2 separate regions of the Homo sapiens genome follow, and region 2 is linked to region 1. Evidence: read pairs that join two places in POLR2A ChIA-PET (ENCODE). Cell type or tissue: OCI-LY7. All regions are shown on one strand. Links, peaks and the distances in the headings refer to the core of each region. The heading gives the core; the rest is flanking DNA. Region 1 has its middle 12 kb from the start of SIT1. Region 2 has its middle 20 kb from the start of CIMIP2B.

Region 1 (9,871 bases), core at 2,452-7,451:
GATTTAAGCAATTCTCCTGCCCCAGCCTCCCAACCTCTGGAGTAGCTGGGATTATTGGGGCGTGCCAATACGCCCGGCTAATTTTTGTATTTTTAGTAGAGATGAGGTTTCACTATGTTGGCCAGGCTGGTTTTGAATGCCTGACCTCAGGTGATCTGCCTGCCTCCGCCTCCAAAAGTGTTGGGATTACAGGCGTGAGTTACCCAGCCCGGCCCCTTCTATAGTTCTTTTACAGACTTTATTTGCAGCTTACTCATCACTCCCTTTCGGCTTGATCCTTAACGTGTGGCACTAAGAAGTCAATCTAGTACTGGGAACACATAGTTGGGGGCCATCTCTTTGACTCGGCGCGCTTAGTCTACCAGGCCTTTGTTTGTAAGGAATCAAGTCTTTAAGTGAAGCGTTGTTTATTGTAAGGACACATGGGGCAATCAGGAGGCCTAAATGGAATGGGAATCCCAGAGCAGTGGCTATGGTGTGAGTAGACCTCTGCAGACTGTTATTGGATCTCAGATCTCTGCAGTGCTGGGGACTGTCACGCGCGTCTGTGATGGTCCAGGGGGCTTCCAAGGCGATTGGGCAGTGTCGGTCTTCAGCTGCTAAGCCGAGCAGATGTGGGAAGGAGTCAGCCAAGGAACGTTGGGTTTGAGCTCCAGGAGCTTTAGGAATGGTGGCGATGTGAGTCGGACAGTCCAACCTCCAGTGGGGGCCCACACAGACAGGGCACGGCCTAGGAGGAATCCCGAGCTGTGGGCATTCTCAGGCCCAGTGGCCAGGCTTTTGGCATTTGAAGCCAGGTCCACGAGGAGGTTTTGAAGGAGCCCCTGGGAACTGTGGCTTGGATGTTCTGAAGTTTTTGTGTGCTGGAGACGTGGTTGTGGGTTGTCTTACAGCAGAGGCGAGTAGCTGTAACTCAGAGATGCCTTGTCACTTGGCTGCCTCTTCTCTATTATTGTACACCTTGAAGGCAAGGTTAATTAAGTCCTGTTGTGGGGTTTGAGGGCCGGAATCCAATTGTTGGAGTTTTTTCCTAATATCAGGAGCAGATTGGGTGATAAAATGCATATTAAGAATAAGGCGGCAACCCAAAAGCAACTAAGAGGGTTCCTTGGCATAACAGGCTTCTGCCGAATATGGATTCCCAGGTACAGCGAAATAGCCAGGCCATTATATACACTAATTAAGGAAACTCAGAAAGCCAATACCCATTTAGTAAGATGGACACCTGAAGCAGAAGCGGCTTTCCAGGCCCTAAAGAAGGCCCTAACCCAAGCCCCAGTGTTAAGCTTGCCAATGGGGCAAGACTTTTCTTTATATGTCACAGAAGAAACAGGAATAGCTCTAGGAGTCCTTACACAGGTCCGAGGGATGAGCTTGCAACACGTGGCATACCTGAGTAAGGAAATTGATGGAGTGGTAAAGGGTTGGCCCCATTGTTTACGGATAGTGGCAGCAGTAGCAGTCTTAGTATCTGAAGCAGTTAAAATAATACAGGTGATCTTACTGTGTGGCCATCTCATGATGTAAACAGCATACTCACTGCTAAAGGAGACTTGTGGCTGTCAGACAACCATTTACTTAAATATCAAGCTGTATTACTTGAAGGGCCAGTGCTGCGACTGTGCACTTGTGCAACTCTTAACCCAGCCACATTTCTTCCAGACAATGAAGAAAAGATAGAACATAACTGTCAACAAGTAATTGCTCAAACCAGTGCCGCTAGAGGGGACCTTTTAGAGGTTCCCGTGACTGATCCCGACCTCAACTTGTATACTGATGGAAGTTCCTTTGTAGAAAAAGGGCTTTGAAAAGCAGGGTATGCAGTGGTTAGTGATAATGGAATACTTGAAAGTAATCCCCTCACTCCAGGAACTAGTGCTCAGCTGGCAGAACTAATAGCCCTCACTCGGGAACTAGAATTAGGAGAAGGGAAAAGGGTAAATATATATACAGACTCTAAGTATGCTCACCTAGTCCTCCATGCCCATGCAGCAGTATGGAGAGAAAGGGAATTCCTAACTTCCAAGGAAACACCTATCAAACATCTGGAAGCCATTAGGAGATTACTATTGGCTGTACAGAAACCTAAAGAGGTGACAGTCTTACACTGCCGGGGTCACCACAAAGGAAAGGAAAGGGAAATAGAAGGGAACCGCCAAGCAGATATTGAAGCCAAAAGAGCCACAAGGCAGGACCCTCCATTAGAAATGCTTATAGAAGGACCCCTAGTATGAGGTAATCCCCTCCAGGAAACCAAGCCCCAGTACTCAGAAGAAGAAATAGAATGAGGAACCTCAAGAAGACATAGTTTCCTCTCCTCAAGATGGCTAGCCACCGAAGAAGGAAAAATACTTATGCCTGCAGCTAACCAATGGAAATTACTTTAAACCCTTCACCAAATCTTTCACTTAGGCATTGATAGCACCCATCAGATGGCCAAATTATTATTTACTGGACCAGGTCTTTCAAAACTATCAAGCAGATAGTCAGGGCCTGTAAAGTGTGCCAAAGAAGTAATTCCCTGCACTGCAGGCCATACATTTCAATCCCTGTATCTTTAACCTCCTTGTTAAGTTTGTCTCTTCCAGAATTGAAACTGTAAAACTACAAATGGTTCTTCAAATGGAGCCCCAGATGCAGTCCATGACTAAGATCCACCACAGACCCCTGGACCAGCCTGCTAGCCCATGCTCCGATGTTAATGACATCGAAGGCACCCCCCCCGAGGAAATCTCAACTGTGCAACCCCTACTATGCCCCAATTCAGCAGGAAGCAGTTACAGCGGTCATCAGCCAACCTCCCCAACAGCACTTGGGTTTTCCTGTTGAGAGGGGGCACTGAGAGACAAGACTAGCTGGATTTCCTAGGCCGACTAAGAATCCCTAAGCGTAGCTGGGAAGGTGACTGCATCCACCTTTAAACATGGGGCTTGCCACTTAGCTCACACCCAACCAATCAGAGAGCTCACTAAAATGCTAATTAGGCAAAAACAGGAGGTAAAGAAATAGCCAATCACCTTTTGCCTGAGAGCACAGCAGGAGGGACAAGGATCGGGATATAAACCCGGGCATTCAAGCCGGCAATGGCAACCCCCTTTGGGTCCCCTCCCTTTGTATGGGAGCTCTGTTTTCACTCTATTAAATCTTGCAACTGCACTCTTCTGGTCCATGTTTGTTACGGCTCGAGCTGAGCTTTCGCTCCCCGTCCACCACTGCTGTTTGCCACTGTCGCAGACCTGCCGCTGACTCCCATCCTGCTGCTGACTCCCATCCCTCCAGATCCGGCAGGGTGTCTGCTGTGCTCCTGACCCAGTGAGACTCCCATTGCCACTCCCGATCGTGCTAAAGGCTTCCCATTGTTCTTGCACGGCTAAGTGCCTGGGTTCGTCCTAATCGAGCTGAACACTAGTCACTGGGTTCCACAGTTCTCTTCCGTGACCCACGGCTTCTAATAGAGCTATAACACTCATCGCATGGCCCAAGATTCCATTCCTTGGAATCCGTGAGGCCAAGAACCCCAAGTCAGAGAACACAAGGCTTGCCACCATCTTGGAAGCGGCTCACCACCATCTTGGGAGCTCTGTGAGCAAAGACCCACGGTAACACTAACAGGGTCATGGGAATCACCAAATTTATAGCTAGTTGTTCAGAAGTGTGGGTGACCTGGGGACCCCCAAAGTACAGCTGGAATCTGAAGAGAAGATTTGTGAAGGATTAAGCCCTTAACTTATGGAGTCTGCACTAACTGTAGATGGTCAGTGCCAGAAATGGCTTTTAGTACACCAATTTTGGTTGAAACAGAAAAATGTCACAGAATGAAAACCATTTTAGTAAATAGCAATAATTCAGTCATTTTTGGTGGAAATTCTTTGATGTGATCTAAACCAAAATGAGATCAGCTTTGCTTCAAAAAGATTTTGCCAAATAAGAGAAACTGCTGAATATTTAACGTTTAAAATATCAATTTCTATGTATTTTTTCCTTTTTCATGGTGTTCAGGAATTAATTTTGTTAGCAGTCAAGATTGCTTAATCCTCAGAGTTACATTTCCATTTTGCAAAGTAACAACTGGTTGGTTTTTACTCTTAGTTTCCCTTTCCCCAGCCAGCATGTAAACAACCTGCCATATTGTTGCAAAAAGGCAAATAGGGTTAAAATTGGAGACAAGACTTCCATCATTTTTGCCAAGCAGAGAGGGAAGAACTCAGTAATCACATAATTCTGCTCAAACTAAGTGTATCTGAGAACTATTCAAATGTTCACAGGAGGACAGATGACCTCTTTTTTCTCCATTTCTCTTTGGATGTTACACTTTGTCATTTGTCATCAAAATTGGCCTTTTCCTTTATCTCTTTGTGGTAAAGCTTGATGGCATCTGAATTTACACTGTCTCCTTGACAGTTGTGCTGCTTCTGCTTCTTTCTGGCAGTTTCTACTTTTCCTTTCATTTTATTATCCTGCTTTTTATTTCAATTTTGTTTTTATAGTCTCTGTGTACTGTCTTGACCTTTAGATGGTCTTACCTTCAACATGGCAAGGATGTCACACTACCACGTACAAATAACAATGTGCTTTCTTAGCTCATTTCCCTAGCATGACTTTTTTTGAGATGTCAAAAGCAAGTTTTTGAGAAACCAATTGCATTTTTATTTTGCCCTAAGGGTGCTTAACCCAATGTCTCTTCTTTTATTATTATTTTATTACCCAAGGGAAAAAAAATTTACTTAGTTTATTTTTTTAAAGCCAGTACTTTGCTCATCAATTAATGTTTGTTGAATTTATTCCTACTGGATGAGTAGTTGTATTCTTTTGAAATAATGTGTCAAATCTTTGTGCCCAAAGATTAAAAAAATAAAAGTAAAATACATCTAAAAAAAAAAAAAAAGAATAAGGCGGCCTTCCGGCCCCTCTGGGTCTAGGGCGGTAAAGCGTCTAAGGGTTGCTGCCAAGCGGGCCAGGAACTGGGCTGGGTTTTCGCCTTTACCTTGGGTAGTTTCCTTTAGCTTGTCAGAATTAACAGCTTTGTGTGCTGCCTTTTTAAGCCCTTCAACTAGGCAGGAAATCATGTAATCTCGCCTAGCTATACCTGGGGAATCTGCCTGATAGTTCCTTTGGGGGTCCTCTCGGGGAACTGCTCTGATGCCTTCCTGGAGGCCTGGCTCATGAAGCCAGCGGTTGTCAGCGTGAGACTGGGCTAGAGAAAAAACTCTTTCCTGTTCATCTGGGGAGAGGGTGGAAGTCAGGATGACATTTAAGTCACTGCAGGTTAACTTGCAGGACAGAGTTAGATATCGGAATTCCTGTATATATTTAGCGGGGTCTGATGAGAAAGAGCCCAAACACTGGCTGATTTGGGAAAAGTCTGATACAGAAAAAGGCGCATGTACCCAGACTATGCCTTCAGCTCCAGCCACTTCTCTAAGAGGAAATTGTTGGGCAGGTGGGGGAGAGCTAGTCGCAGAACAAAACTGTAAGCCAGACTGGGTGTGAGGAGGGGAGGTGATAGAAGGGTTATAGGGTGGGGGAGCGGAGGCTGAAGAGGAGCTGGAGCCTGATTCAGCCTGGTGGGGAGCGACCTGAGGAGGAGCAGTCTGGGGAGGAGGGGAGAGGTCAGATGGGTCGGTAGAAAAGGAAGATTCAAAAGACCCAGCAACACTTGGGGTTGGGACTGAAGGGACAGGTGGGAGGGAAAGAAGGAGGATTTGGGACAAGTCGCATTGGGAACAGAGACTAGGGAGAGAATGAAGTGTGAAAGACGCCCGGATGTACGGCACCTCCGACCATTTGCCCATTTTTCGACAAAAATTATCTAGGTCTTGTAGGATAGACAAATTGACAGTGCCGTTCTCTGGCCACTTGGAACTATTTTCGAGTTTGTATTGGGGCCAAGTGGTATTGCAGAAGAAAATAAGGCATTTAGGTTTTAGGTCAGGTGTGAGTTGAAGGGGTTTTCAAGAACACAGGCTAAGGGAAAAGATGGGGGAATCGAGGGTGGAAGGTTGCCCATAGTGAAGGAGGTAAGTTTAAAGAGAAAGGTAGAGACACGGAGCAGGGGGTGATGAGCAGCCCTGGGCTGCAATGTGGGTGAGCAGCCAAAGCAGGCGTCCCCACAATTGACTTGCCACCAAGGGAATGTGGGTGAATGACCAAGGCAGGCATCCCCGTGGTGATCAGACACCAATGAAATGTGGGTGAATAATCAGGCAGGCATCCCCGCAGTGATTAGACACCAAGGGAAGGCTGTCTTCCTGAGTCCATGACCAGCGCCGGAGTTTTGGGTCCACAGATAAAATGTGTCTCCTTTGTCTCTACTAGAGAGGAAAAAGAACTGGAATTGGAAGGACAGGGAGATTGAAGGGTAGCAAGAGAGGGAGATTGAAGGGTAGCAAGAGAGGCTGGAGAAGAGAGTGAAAAGACCGCTTACCCAATTTGAAATTGGTGAGATGTTCCTTGGGCTGGTTGGTCTGAGGACCCGAGGTTGTAGGTGGATCTCCTCACAGAGTTAGGGCGAGGACAGGGGACCCGCCTCCCGAAGGAGTCCTCCTGTCCCGGGTCTTCAGCACCAAATGCCATGCACGTCTGTGTGAAGAGACCACCAAACAGGCTTTGTGTGAGCAATAAGGCTGTTTATTTCACCTGGGTGCAGGCGGGCTGAGTCCGAATAGAGAGTCAGCAAAGGGTGATGGGATTATCATTAGTTTTTATAGTTTTGGGATAGGCGATAGAGTTAGGAGCAATTTTTTGCGGGCAGGGGGTAGATCTTCTTACAAAGTACGTTCTCAAGCGTGGGGAGAATATTACAAAGTACCTTCTTAAGGGTGGGGAGGGTGTATCGTACAAAGTACATTCACAAGGGTGGGGGAATATCACAAAGTACTTATCGCAAGGGTGGGGAGGGTGTATTGTCACAAAGTCAATTGATCAGTTAGGGTGGGGCAGAAACAAATCACAATGGTGGAATGTTATCAGTTAAGGCAGGAACTGGCTATTTTAACTTCTTTTGTGGATCTTCAGTTGCTTCAGGCCATCTGGATGTATCCGTGCAGGTCACAGGGGATATAATGGCTTTTCTTGGGCTCAGAGGCCTGACAGGGACCTCAGTGACAGGACTATGTGGGACTTCAGGATCCTGCTCCTCTAGTTCCAAGACTCAGATACTCTCTTCATTTCTGACCTCGTGATCCACCCGCCTAGGCCTCCCAAAGTACTGGGATTACAGGCGTGAGGCACTGCGCCCGGCCAGAAAGTTCTTAAGAAATTACTTATAGGTGAAGAGGGTCTTTGGAAGCGATGTGGCCAGGGTCTCTCCATCTTTGGCCCTGCTCTGCAGTCTCTCAAAGATGGGTTTAAACTTCCAGCTTGGTTTTGTTACAAGGAGGGAACAGATTTAAGTGATTCTCATTTCTTCATTTCTACTTCTTTTATTTATATTCCATTTCTTCCCACTTTGCTAACTTGCTTCCCTATCCTTTACTGTATATTCTCTACTTAGTTGTTCTGGTTCCTTATAACAGCTTCATATTTCCTCTTCGGTCTTGTGACCTCAGTTAAATGTTTAATTATAGAAATAATGTGCACGTGGTTAAAAAAAAAGTCAAATAGAACCAAAGGCTACACAACAGTGGTTCTCAACCAGGGGTGACTTTGCCCCCACCCCCTGCAGGAAACATTTAGGGCATGTCTGGAAACATTTTTGGTTTTCACAACTGGGGAGGGGGTGGTAGTGGAAAGAGGTCAAGGATGCTGTTAAACAACCTACAAAACTCAGGTCAGCTACTCACAATAAGGAATTTCTCACCCAAAATTTATAGTGCTGAGGGTGAGAAATCCTAGCATAGGGGAAAAAATAAAAGTAAAAACCTCTCTCCCCCAATTCCAATTCCTACTCCCAGTCATAGTTCCCAGAGGTAACTACTTTCAACACTTCCTGGCTTTAAGTGTTTTGGTGACTTTTTATTTGTTAATAGTGATACTTAGACCTCTTAGAGCAAGAGAATTCTAGGAAACTCTAGTGAGGTTCTCCATTCCACACCCCCTCTGACAACTCCAGCTATAGGTGACAAACTTTAAGTGGGCTCCTCTGGGCTCCAAGCAGAGAGAATTCCTTATAGACAAGTTCTGGAAAACAGCCTCAGAGCCAAAAGCAAGGACTTTCAGGAAGAAAGCAAGTCTCAGAGACAGCCTGCTTCCCAAGGACAATCATGACTCTTCTGGGTCTTAACTACCAGCAAAACTAATGGTGGATTTAATTTCTCAGCCCTTGAGGCTGGGAGAATGCAGAAAAACCAGAGGGCAGAGGAACCTGCTGGCAGAGACAGCTGAATCCCTGACAGAAAAAATGAGAGCCTGGAAGAGATATGTGTGAAGCTCAAACACAAAAGATTTCCTTGAACTAGAAAATGTGATCTCAGAACTAAAAATTTCCATTGATAAATCAAAGGAGAGGACAGTCATTGCTGAAACCCCAAAATAGGTCTAGAAAATTAAATAGAAAAAAAGTCTCAAAATCTAGCACAAAAATATAGAATTGCAAATATGTGGTAGAAGGTAGAAGCCTGGAACAGATAGAGTAGACTTAACCTGCAAATGCTGTGGGTTCCAGGAGAAAAAGGAACAAGAGAGGAGAGATCATAATTAAATAATAGATGAAATTTCTCTAAGCTGAAGAAAGAATGATTCCAGCTCCAATTGAAACGAAAAGACACACACTCAGCTACATATAGGCAAAAATTCCAAAACTCTAAGAATATAGGAAATCTTACATACTTTAAGGCAGAAAGCAAGTTATTTTTTCTCATCTGCAACCCTGAAAGTTAAAAGACCCCCAGATGGAATGTGGGCTAATGAAAGAAAAGGCCTGCAACCTATACCCAGCCAAGGAAGAAAAAAAGATTTGCAAAAATCACTGAGTACCTCATCTGAGAAATACTTTTGAGAAGAGACTCTAATAAACAACAAATGAATCCTAACACAGACTTCAAGACAGGGGAAGAGAAGAAGCAAGAAACCAGTGGGGAGCAACGAACCATGTCTGTTTATGAGGTGTAACATATATGCTAAATAAGGACTCTTGAAACAGATGGAACACACTATAAGGGAAATTCTAATAAGGACTAAATTATCTCATTAAAACTGTGGAGTCAGGCGGTGGGGATAAGGGGAAGGTAAAAGTGTTCCAGAAGTCTAAGGCAGGGAGAGGTGGGGAGGAAAAATGGGAGAAAGGAAGGGAAGTGAAAGTAATCTAAAGGTCACATTTTGGCCAGCCGCGGTGGCTCACGCCTGTAATCCCAGCACTTTCGGAGGCCGAGGTGGGCGGATCACCTGAGGTCAGGAGTTCAAAACCAGCCTGGCCAACATGGCGAAACCCTGTCTCTACTAAAAATACAAAAATTAGCTGGGCCTGGTGGCGGGCTCCTGTAATCCCAGCTACTTGGGAGGCTGAGGCAGGAGAATCGCTTGAACCCAGGAGGTGGAAGTTGCAGTGAGCCAAGATCGTGCCACTGTACTCCAGCCTGGGGAACAAGAGTGAGACTCTGTCTCAAAAATAAAAAAGATTACATTTTATTGGGATGGGGAGGAAATAGAAGGTAATTAAAGTATTCTGGAAATAGTAGCTGTTGTTTTCATACACTAGAAAAGTCATGTGTATCTATCTGAGAGCAGGGACAGGGATGGTAACTATTAATAGAATGACAAACTCCAAATTAATGAGGAGAAAAATTGAATGAGTAGTAATTTATTTAATCTAGCAAAGATTAAAAAAAAGAAGAGTTAACAACAATATAAAAAAACTTTAAAACAAGTAAGATGGAAATAAGAAAATCAAATACATCACTCATTACAGTAAATAAAAGCGGACTGAAATCTACCA
Region 2 (9,871 bases), core at 2,598-7,597, 56 kb after region 1:
TCTTGAACTCCTGACCTCAGGTGATCCACCCGCCTTGGCCTCCCAAAGTGCTGGGATTAGAAGCATGAGCTACTACGCCTGGCCATATGTGCCTATTTTTATACCAGTATCATACTGTTTTGGTGACTATGGCCTTATAGTATATTTTGAAGTCAGGTAATGTGATATCTCCAGATTTTTTTTTTTTTTTTTTTTTTTGCTTAATCTTGCTTTGGCTATGCAGGCTCTTTTTTGGTTCTGTATGAATTTTAGGATTTTTTTTTTCTAGCTCTGTGAAGAATGATGGTGGTGTTTTGATGGGAATTGCATTGAATTTGTAGATTGCATTTAGCAGTATGGTCATTTTCACAATATTGATTCTACCCATCCATGAGCATGGGATGTGTTTCCATGTTTTTGTGTTATCTATGATTTCTTTCAGCAGTGTTTTGTAGTTTTCCTTGTAGAGGTCTTTCACCTTCTTTGTTAGGTATATTTATAAATATTTTATTTTTTTTGCAGCTATTGTGAAAGGGGTTGAGTTTTTTATTTTATTCTCAGCTTGGTCACTGTTGGTGTATAGCAGAGCTACTCATTTGTGTACATCAATTTTGTATCCTGAAACTTCACTGAATTCAAATTTTGTATGAATCTTTAGGGTTTTCTAGGTATACGATCATATCATCAGTAACAGAGACACTTTGACTTCCTCTTTACTAATTTGGATGCCTTTTCTTTCTTTCTCTTTTCTGATTGCTCTGGCTAGCACTTCCAGAACTATGTTGAATAGAAGTTGTGAAAGTGGGCATCCTTGTCTTGTTCTAGTTCTAAGGTGGAACGCTTTCAACTTTTCCCCATTCAGTGTAATGTTGGTTGTGGGTTTGTTGTAGATGGCTTTTATTACCTTAAGGTATGTCCCTTCTGTGCCAGTTTTGCCGAGGGTTTTAATCATAAAGGGATGCTGGATTTTGTCAAATGCTTTTTCTGTGTCTATTGAGATGACCATGTTTTATAAATTTGGGAACTCCAGTGTTAGGTGCATATATATTTAGAATTGTGATATTTTCCTGTTGGACTAGTTCTTTTATCATTATATAATGTTCCTCTTTGTCTTTTTAAATGGCTGTTGCTTTAAAGTTTGTTTTGTCTGATATAAGAATAGCTATTCCTGCTTGCTTTTGGTGTCCATTTGCATGGCATATCTTTTTCCACCCCTTTACCTTAAGTTTATGTGAATCCTGTGTACTAGGTGAGTCTCCTGAAGACAGCAGAAATTTGGTTGGTTAATTCTTATGCATTCTGCCATTCCGTATCTTTTAAGTGGAGCATTTAGGCCATTTACATTCAATGTTAGTATTGAGATATGAGGTACTAGTCTATTCGTCATGCCATTTTGCCTGAATACCTTTTTTTATTGTATTATTGTCATATAGGTCCTGTGAGATTTATGCTTTAAGGAGATTCTATTTTGGTGTATTTTAAGGATTTGTTTCAAGATTTAGAGACCCTTTTAGCAGTTCTTGTAGTGCTAGCTTGGTAGTGGCGAATTCTCTCAGCATTTGTTTGTCTGGAAGAGACTATCTTTCCTTCATTTATGAAGCTTAGTTTTGCTGGATACAGAATTCTTGGCTGATAATTGTTTTGTTTAAGGAGACTGAAAATAAGACCCCAATCCCTTCTAGATTGTAGGGGTTTCTGCTGAGAAATCTGCTGTTAATCTGATAGGTTTTCCTTTATAGTTTACCTGATGCTATTGCCTCACAGCTCTTAAGATTCTTTCCTTTGTCTTGACTTTAGATAACCTGATGACTATGTGCCTAGGTGATAGTCTTCATGCGATGAATTTCCCAGGTATTCCTTGAGCTTATTGTATTTGGATGTCTAGATCTCTAGCAAGGCCAGGGAAGTTTTCCTCAATTATTCCCTCCAATATGTTTTCCAAACTTGTAGTTTTTTGTTTTGTGTTATTTTGTTTTTGAGACGGAGGTTTGCTCTTGTTGCCCAGGCTGGAGTTCAGTGGTGTGATCTTGGCCCACTGCAACCTCTGCATCCCAGGTTCAAGCAGTTCTCCTGCCTCAGCCTCCCGAGTAGCTGGGATTACAGGCATGCACCACCACACCCAGCTAATTTTGTATTTTTAGTAGAGATGGGGTTTTACCATGTTGGTCAGGCTTGTCTGGAACTCCTGACCTCAGGTGATCCACTCGCCTTGGCCTCCCAAAGTGCTGAGATTACAGGTGTGAGCCACCACGCCTGGTCTCTAGAGGGTATTTAAACCCCAGAAAATTCTGTAACTGATGCTCTTGAGCCACTTGCTTGAGCCCACTCCTACCCTATGGGGTGTGCTTTTACTTAAAATAAGTTTCTGCTTTTACTGCCTTGCTTTGTGTGTTTTGTCTGATTATTTGTTCAAAACGCCAAGAACCTGGACAACTACCCTCAACCAGTAACACTATTGCTCATTTATTTCTGGTGTTCTTGGGTCTTACGGGGTTATAGACTGTGTGACTCCTGGAGGGGAAAGGGTGGCCAACATACAGTCACCTCTGTTTCATGTTTTTGATATACAAGGGAAAGCTATTCTTAAAAGAACAGGTGACTCCCCAGGGAGTCAGGAGTGGTTACAGGGCATGACTTCTTCCCACTCATGGCCACAAACAAAAACAAGCCCAGTTGGAGCACAAACAGGGTCCCTACGGGGTGCGATGCCTACCCTTTGCTGCCAAGTTGTGTCTATAGAGATATTTTTCCCTGTTCTAATTGGGGTGGTTGAACAATCTTTGTTTTCCAAAAGGGGAGGAGGTACTCCCACCTTCCCAGACTAAATAGTTGTTTTTCTCCCATGTGTTCCTTTTTTTTTTTCTCCTGTATGTTCTGATCCAGGGGAAGGAACCATAGATGGTCTCATTGCTTACAAGTTCTATCCCATTTACTTTGCTGTGGCATTGGGAACTTGGCAACTAAGGCTGGATCAGAGCATTGCAGGAAACTTGGCTTTTGTGTCATTAACACAACACTGGGTGCCAAAGATAGAATCATTAGTGCACTAGAAGTATAGATACCCAACTTTCCAGGTCCACATAATAGCAGTGAGGGGGTTCAGGTGGAACCCATTAAGTGGGGGAGAGTTCCATCTAACAAGTAATAGTCTGGGGAGAGGCAGTGAGATTTTTCCGGGTAGGCCTTATGGACTTGCTTTTTAATCAGCTGTAACTCTGCCTCAGCCTCCTTTGTTAATTGTTGAGGGCTAGTGAGACTAAGATCTCCTCTAAGGATAGAAAATAGATTACTCATGGCATAGGTAGGAATGCCTAGAGCAGGTTGTGTCCAATTAATGGTCTTTAGTCATTTTTGAAAGTCATTTAATGTTTTCAATTGATCTCTACGTATGGTTACTTTCTGTGGCACAATTGTAGTGTCATTTACTAAGGTCCCCAAGTAGGAGTAAGGAGTAGTAGTCTGAAATTTGTCAGGGGCTATAATTAAACTGGCAGGAAAAATCAAGTTTTGCAAGTGATCATAACATTGGAGTAATATTTCTCGAGTGGGGGCAGCACAAATTATATCTTCTATACAATGAGTAATGTAACACTGTGGAAATTTTTTACGAGTCGGTTCAATTGCTTGTCTTACATAAGTCTGGCAAATTGTTGGACTGTTCAACATGCCTTGAGGCAACACTTTCTAATGAAAATGCTTAGCAGGCTGCAGGTTGTTTACTGCAAGAATTGTAAATGCAAACCATTCAGTCTTGCTTAGCTAAGGGGATAGTAAAGAAACAGTCTTTTAAATCTATGACTATTAAAGACCAGTTTTTTGGAATCATAGCAGGAGAAGGCAGTCCTGGCTGTAATGTCCCCATAGGTTGTATAATTGAATTAATGGCCCTTAAGTCAGTTAACATTCTCCATTTACCTGATTTTTTCTTAATTATGAAAACTGGAGAATTCCAAGGGGAAAATGTTGGAGCTATGTGTTCTTTTTCTAATTGTTCAGTAACTAAGTCCTCTAAAGCCTCCAGTTTCTCTTTACTCAGTGGCCATTGTTCTATCCAAATTGGCTTATTCATTAACCATTTTAAAGGTATAGGTTCTGGAGGCTTAAAAATGGCCGCCATCAAAAATAATAATCTTAAACCTTGGTGGGAAATTTGTCTTTCCGCTTGAAGCGGTTCCTTCGAACTTTGCAAATTTTTTCCTAGTCCCGTACCAGGAACATACCCCATTTTATGCATCATATGTTGACTTTGAGGGCTGTATAATTGTTCTGGAATTAGAACTTGTGCTCCCCATTGTTGTAATAAATTTATAGGTACAGAAGTTATAATTGGTTGAATAGTCCAGGTTGTCCATTGGGCCCTTCACAATGCAAAATATAACTACTTTAATATACTTCAGGGGCTTTACCAACTCCAACTATGTTAAATTGAGCGGGTTGAATTGGCCACGTGGACGGCCAGTGCTGTAGATAAATGATTGAAACGTCCACTCCTGTATCTACCAAACCTTTAAATTTCTTTCCCTGAATAGTTATTTCACAGGTAGGATGTTTATCAGTAATTTGATTCACCCAATAAACTGCTTTGCCTTGTTTATTTGTGCTTCCAAATCCTCCTGTTCATTTAATTTCACTTTTCCCCATTTCTACATATGGCACAATCAGGAGTTGTGTTATATGCTGTCCTGGCTCTGCTTTCCAGGGAACAGAAGTAGATATAACAACGTGAATTTCCCCATTGTAATGTGAATCAGTGACTCCTGTTTGTACTTGCACTCCTTTTAAATTTAAACTAGACCTGTCTAGAAGTAATCCTATTGTCCCAGCTGGCAAGGGTCCACAGACCCCTGTTGGAACTTTTTTGCAGAGGTTCCCCAGGCAGAAGGCTCCACAGCTTTTGTGCAGCATAAATCTACTGCGGCACTACCGGCTGTGGCAGGGGACAGACATTGTATAGGGGTGAGGGAATGGCCTGAGCCGGAAATGCCCCGGTTTGGAACGGGCCTGGGACGGGCCCTGAACGGGCCCCTCATGGCATTTCCCGAAATTGGGTTTCCATCCTTATCAAATTTAGAATGATGCTGATTGGCCCAATGTTTTCCTTTTTTACACTTCAGGCATATACCTGGTTCATACTGATAGCCTGTTTAAACTCTTTAAGTAATTTAAAGAGAAAAGCCTCAAATATAGCTATAATATTTCTCTGTTGATCTGGGGGGTATATCCTAACAGGGAACTGCCAAGCCTCTATATCACCCTCTCCTTTTCTTTCTTTTTTTTTTTTTTTGAAACGGGTCTCACTCTGTCACACAGGCTGGAGTGCAGTGGCACGATCTCTGCTCACTGCAAGCTCTGCCTCCCAGGTTCATGCCGTTCTCCTGCCTCAGCCTCCCCAGTAGCTGGGACTACAGGAGCCCGCCACCATGCCCGGCTAATTTTTTTTGTATTTTTAGTAGAGACGGGGTTTCACTGTGTTAGCCAGGATGGTCTCGATCTCCTGACCTCGTGATCCGCCCACCTCAGCCTCCCAAAGTGCTGGGATTACAGGTGTGAGCCACCAGTTCCGGCCTATATCACCCTCTCTTCTAGCTTGCTGGATTCCTGCCTGAATAGAACTGACAGCAGTCACTCGAAGAGCTGCTCGAACAGTCACTGGGGCAACTACTTTTCGCCCAGTGTCCTCCGTAAAAGAAAGATCTGGAGGGTCAGGCTGCTCTTTTTCTTCAAAATAAGGAGGGAGTGCAGAAAGGTAGGGATGAACTCTTCCTCCTTTGCCTCTTTAGCTTTAGCTGGCAAACAAACCTGCTCTGTTACCTTTTCTGTTACTTTGTTATACTCTCCTTCCTCCTCATCATCAGTGTGAAAAGGTTCCAAGGTGGGACGAACCAGAGCCCACACTTGTCCCATTGTTACCCTGATGCTTCTGAGCTCCCCTTCTTACTCACTACAGGGATTGCTTAAGAGTACTTGGGTGTCCTCCAGCTTAGTTCCACATTCTCCAACCATTGCTCCGGCAACCCTTCGATCTGGGTTCGAGCCCCACTTGCTGAGACCAGCTCCGTCGTGGAGACCCTAACCCAGCCGTGCTGGAGGAATTAAAGACACACACACAGAAATATGTAGTGTGGAGTGGGAAATCAGGGGACTCAACAGCCTGCAGAGCTGAGAGCCCCAAACAGAGTTTGACCCACATATTTATTGACAGCAAGCCAGTGATAAGCATTATTTCTATAGATTATAGATTAACTAAAAGTATTCCTTACAGGAAACAAAGGGATGGGCCGAAACAAAGGAATGGGCTCTGGCTAGTTATCTGCAGCAGCAACATGTCCTTAAGGCACGGATCGCTCATGCTATTGCTTGTGGTTTAGGAACACCTTTAAGCAGTTTTCTGCCCTGTGTGGGCTAGGTGTTCCTTGCCTTCATTCCAGTAAATCCACAACCTTCAGTGTGGGTATCATGGCCATCACGAACATGTCACAGTGCTGCAGAGATTTTGTTTATGGCCAGTTTTGGGGTCAGTTTATGGCCAGATTTGGGGACCAGTTCCCAACACATGGCTGTAATCCCAGCTACTCAGGTGGCTGAGGCACAAGAATCACTTGAACCTGGGAAGAAGAGTTACAGTGAGCCAAGATTGCACCACTGCACTTTAGCCTGGGCAACAGAGTGAGACTCTGCCAAAACAAAACAAAACAAAACAAAGAGTACCTGAGACTGGGTAATTGTAAAGAAGAGAGTTCAATTGACTCACAGTTCCACGTGGTTGGGGAAGCCTTAGGAAACTTACAATCATGGCAGAAGGCAAAGGGGAAGTAAGGCACATCTTACATGGCAGGAGAGAGAGAGAGCGAGGGAGGAAGTGCTACACACTTTTAAATCATCAGATTTCATGAGAACTCACTATCGTGAGAACAGCCTGGGGGAAATCCGCCCCTAAGATTCAACCGTGTTTCTCCCCCAACATTGGAAATTATAATTCAATATGAGATTTGGGTGGAGATACAGAGCCAAACCATAGTATTCCGCCCTGGCCCCTCCCAAATCTCATGTCCTTCTCACATTTTGAAACACAATCATGCCTTCTCAATAGTCCCCCAGAGTCCTAACTCATTCCAGCATTAACCCAAAAGTTCAAGTCCAAAGTCTCATCTGAGACAAGGCAAGTCTGTTCTGCCTATGATCCTGTAAAATAAACAAGGTAGTTCCAAGATACAGTGGGGGTATAGGCATTGGGTAAATGCTCTTATTCCAAATGGTAGAAATTGGCCAAAACAGCCGAGTACAGTGGCTTACGCCTATAATCCTAGCACTTTTGGAGGCCAAGGTGGGTAGATCACTTGAGTCAGGAGTTTGAGACCAGCCTGGCCAACATGGTAAAACCATGTTTCTACTAAAAATATGAAAATTAGCCAGGAGTGGTGGCACACACCTGTATTCCTAGCTACTGGGGAGGCTCAGGCAGGAAGATCGCTTGAACCTGGGGGATAGAGGTGGCAGTGACCCGAGATGATGCCATTGGACTCCAGCCTGGGTGACAGAGTGAGACTTCATCTCAAAAAAAAACCAAAAATAACAACAACAACAACAAAAACACAAAGGGGCTACAGGCCCCATGCAAGTCCAAAACCCAGCAGAGCAATCATTAAATCTTAAAGCCCCCATATAATTTCCTTTGACTCCATGTCTCACATCCAGGGCATACTGATGCAAAAGGTGGGCTCCCAAGGCCTTCGACAGCTCCACCCCTGTGACTCTGCATGGTATGGCCCCTTGGGGGGCTTTCATGGGCTGGGATTGAGTGCCTGTGGCTTTTCCAGGCACATGGTGCAAGCTGTCAGTGGATCTACCATTCTGGAGTCTGGGGGACAGTGGCCCTCTTCTCACAGCTCCGCTAGGCAGTGCCCCAGTGGGGACTCTTGTGGGGGGGGGTGCTCCAACTTCACATTTCCTCTCCACATTGCCCTAGTAGTGATTCTCCATGAGTGCCCTCCACTGCAGCAGAATTCTGCCTGGACATCCAAGCATTTCCATACATCCTCTGAAAACTAGGTGGTGGCTTTCAAACTCTTGCCTTCTGTGCACCCACAGGTGCAACACCACATGGAAGCCACCAAGGCTTGGGGCTTGCACCCTCTGAGGCCACAGCCTGAGCTGTACCTTGGCCCCTTTGAGCCATGGCTGGAACTGAAGTGGCAGGGTACCATGTCCTGAGGCCGCACTGAGCAGTGGGGCCCTAGGCCCAGCCCATGAAACCATTTTTCTCTCTAGGCCTCTGGGCCTGTGATGAGAGAGGCTGCTGTGAACATCTCAGAAATGTCCTGGAGGCATTTTCCCCATTGTCTTAGTGATTAACATTTGGCTCTTCTCTACTTATGCAAATTTCTGCAGCCAGCAGCTTGAATTTCTCCCAAGAAAATGGGTTTTTCTTTTCTACCACATAATCAGGCTGCAAATTTTCTAAACTTTTATGCTCTGCTTCTCTTTTAAACATAAGTTCCAATTTCAGACCATCTCTTTGTGAACACATATGACTGTACACTGTTAGGAGCAGCCAGGTCACATCTTGAACACTTTCTTTCTTAGAAATTTCTTCCACCAGATATCCTAAATCATCTCTCTCAAGTTCAGAGTTCCACAGATTCCTTAGAGCAGAGGCACAATGCCACCTGTCTCTTTGCTAAAGCATAGCAAGAGTGACCTTTGCTCCAGTTCCCAATAAATTCCTCATCTCCATCTGATCATCTCCATCTGAGATTACCATCTCAGATTTCACCGTCCATATCACTATCAGCATTTTGGTCAAAACCATTCAACAAATCTCTAGGAAGTTCCAAACTTTTCCCACACCTCCCTGTCTTCTTCTGAGCCCTCTAAACTGTTCCAAACTCTGCCCATTACCCAGTTCTAAAGTCACTTCCACATTTTCAGGTATCTTTACCCTACTCTTGGTACCAATTTTCTGTGGTCTGTTTTCACAATGCTATAAAGAAACTACCTGAGACTGGGTAATTTATAAAGAAAAGAGATTTAATTGACTCACAGTTCCACATGGCTAGGGAGCCCTCAGTAAACTTACAATCATGGTGGAAGGCAAAGGGGAAGCAAGACACATCTTACAATGGTGGTATGAGAGTGAGTTAGCAAAGTGGGGAAGTGCTACACACTTTTAAACCACCAGATCTTGTGAGAACTGAGTCACTATGATGAGAACAGCATGGGGGAAATCCGCCTTCATGATTCAGTCACCTCCCATCAGGTCCCTCCCCCAATACTGGAAATTACAATTCAACCTGAGATTTGGGTGGGGACACAGAGTCAAACCATATCAGAAGGGTAGTGGGGAATTGCTGGGGGAGGGTGGGGATGGTGAATGGGTACAAAAATAGAATGAATTAGGCCCATTATTTGATAGCACAATGGGGTGACTATAGTCAATAATTTAATTGTATATTTTAAAATAAAGAGTGTAATTGGATTGTTTGTAGCTCAAAGGATGCTCGAGGGGATGGGGACCCCATTCTCCATGTTGTGCTTATTTCACATTGCATGCCTGTATCAAAACATCTCCTGTACCCCAGAAATATATACACCTACTATGTACCCACAAAAGTTAAAAAGAAATTCTGAAATGCCCATCAGACATTGGCATTCAATGGATGAGAACCATTCCACCATTTTAGGATTTTAAACCTCACATTAAGCTCACTATTTAAGCATGTATTCCATTCATATATACTTAACCTTTTTACTTTTAACAATTGTATCTAGCCCACCTCCCAGAACCAAGATACCATGCAAAGCTAGTCACCATTTAAAGCCATTTTAACCATTTTAAAGCCTATGAACATCAGTGATTTACCTATGTAAAAATTCTTAAATTTTAGAAGACACA

The links. Peaks named below come from ENCODE experiments on the same cell type or tissue, not always from the same donor. Only the 100,000 strongest peaks of a DNase experiment are listed, where the experiment ranks them.
Region 2: POLR2A ChIA-PET joins it to region 1 with 7 read pairs; 4 of 35 experiments call an interaction of 5 or more read pairs at or near these places.

Annotation. Positions count from the first base shown.
Region 1 is chr9:35,634,039-35,643,909 of GRCh38, reverse strand. It overlaps a transcript of CD72 not described here. Among named protein-coding and RNA genes, the nearest start is that of SIT1, 12 kb to the left of the region's middle. In OCI-LY7, for the core only: no CTCF peak of the experiment used is centred there; a DNase peak (open chromatin) is centred at 4,979; H3K4me3 peaks cover 472 bases; H3K27ac peaks cover 3,555 bases.
Region 2 is chr9:35,578,633-35,588,503 of GRCh38, reverse strand. No RefSeq gene overlaps it. Among named protein-coding and RNA genes, the nearest start is that of CIMIP2B, 20 kb to the right of the region's middle. In OCI-LY7, for the core only: no CTCF peak of the experiment used is centred there; no DNase peak of the experiment used is centred there.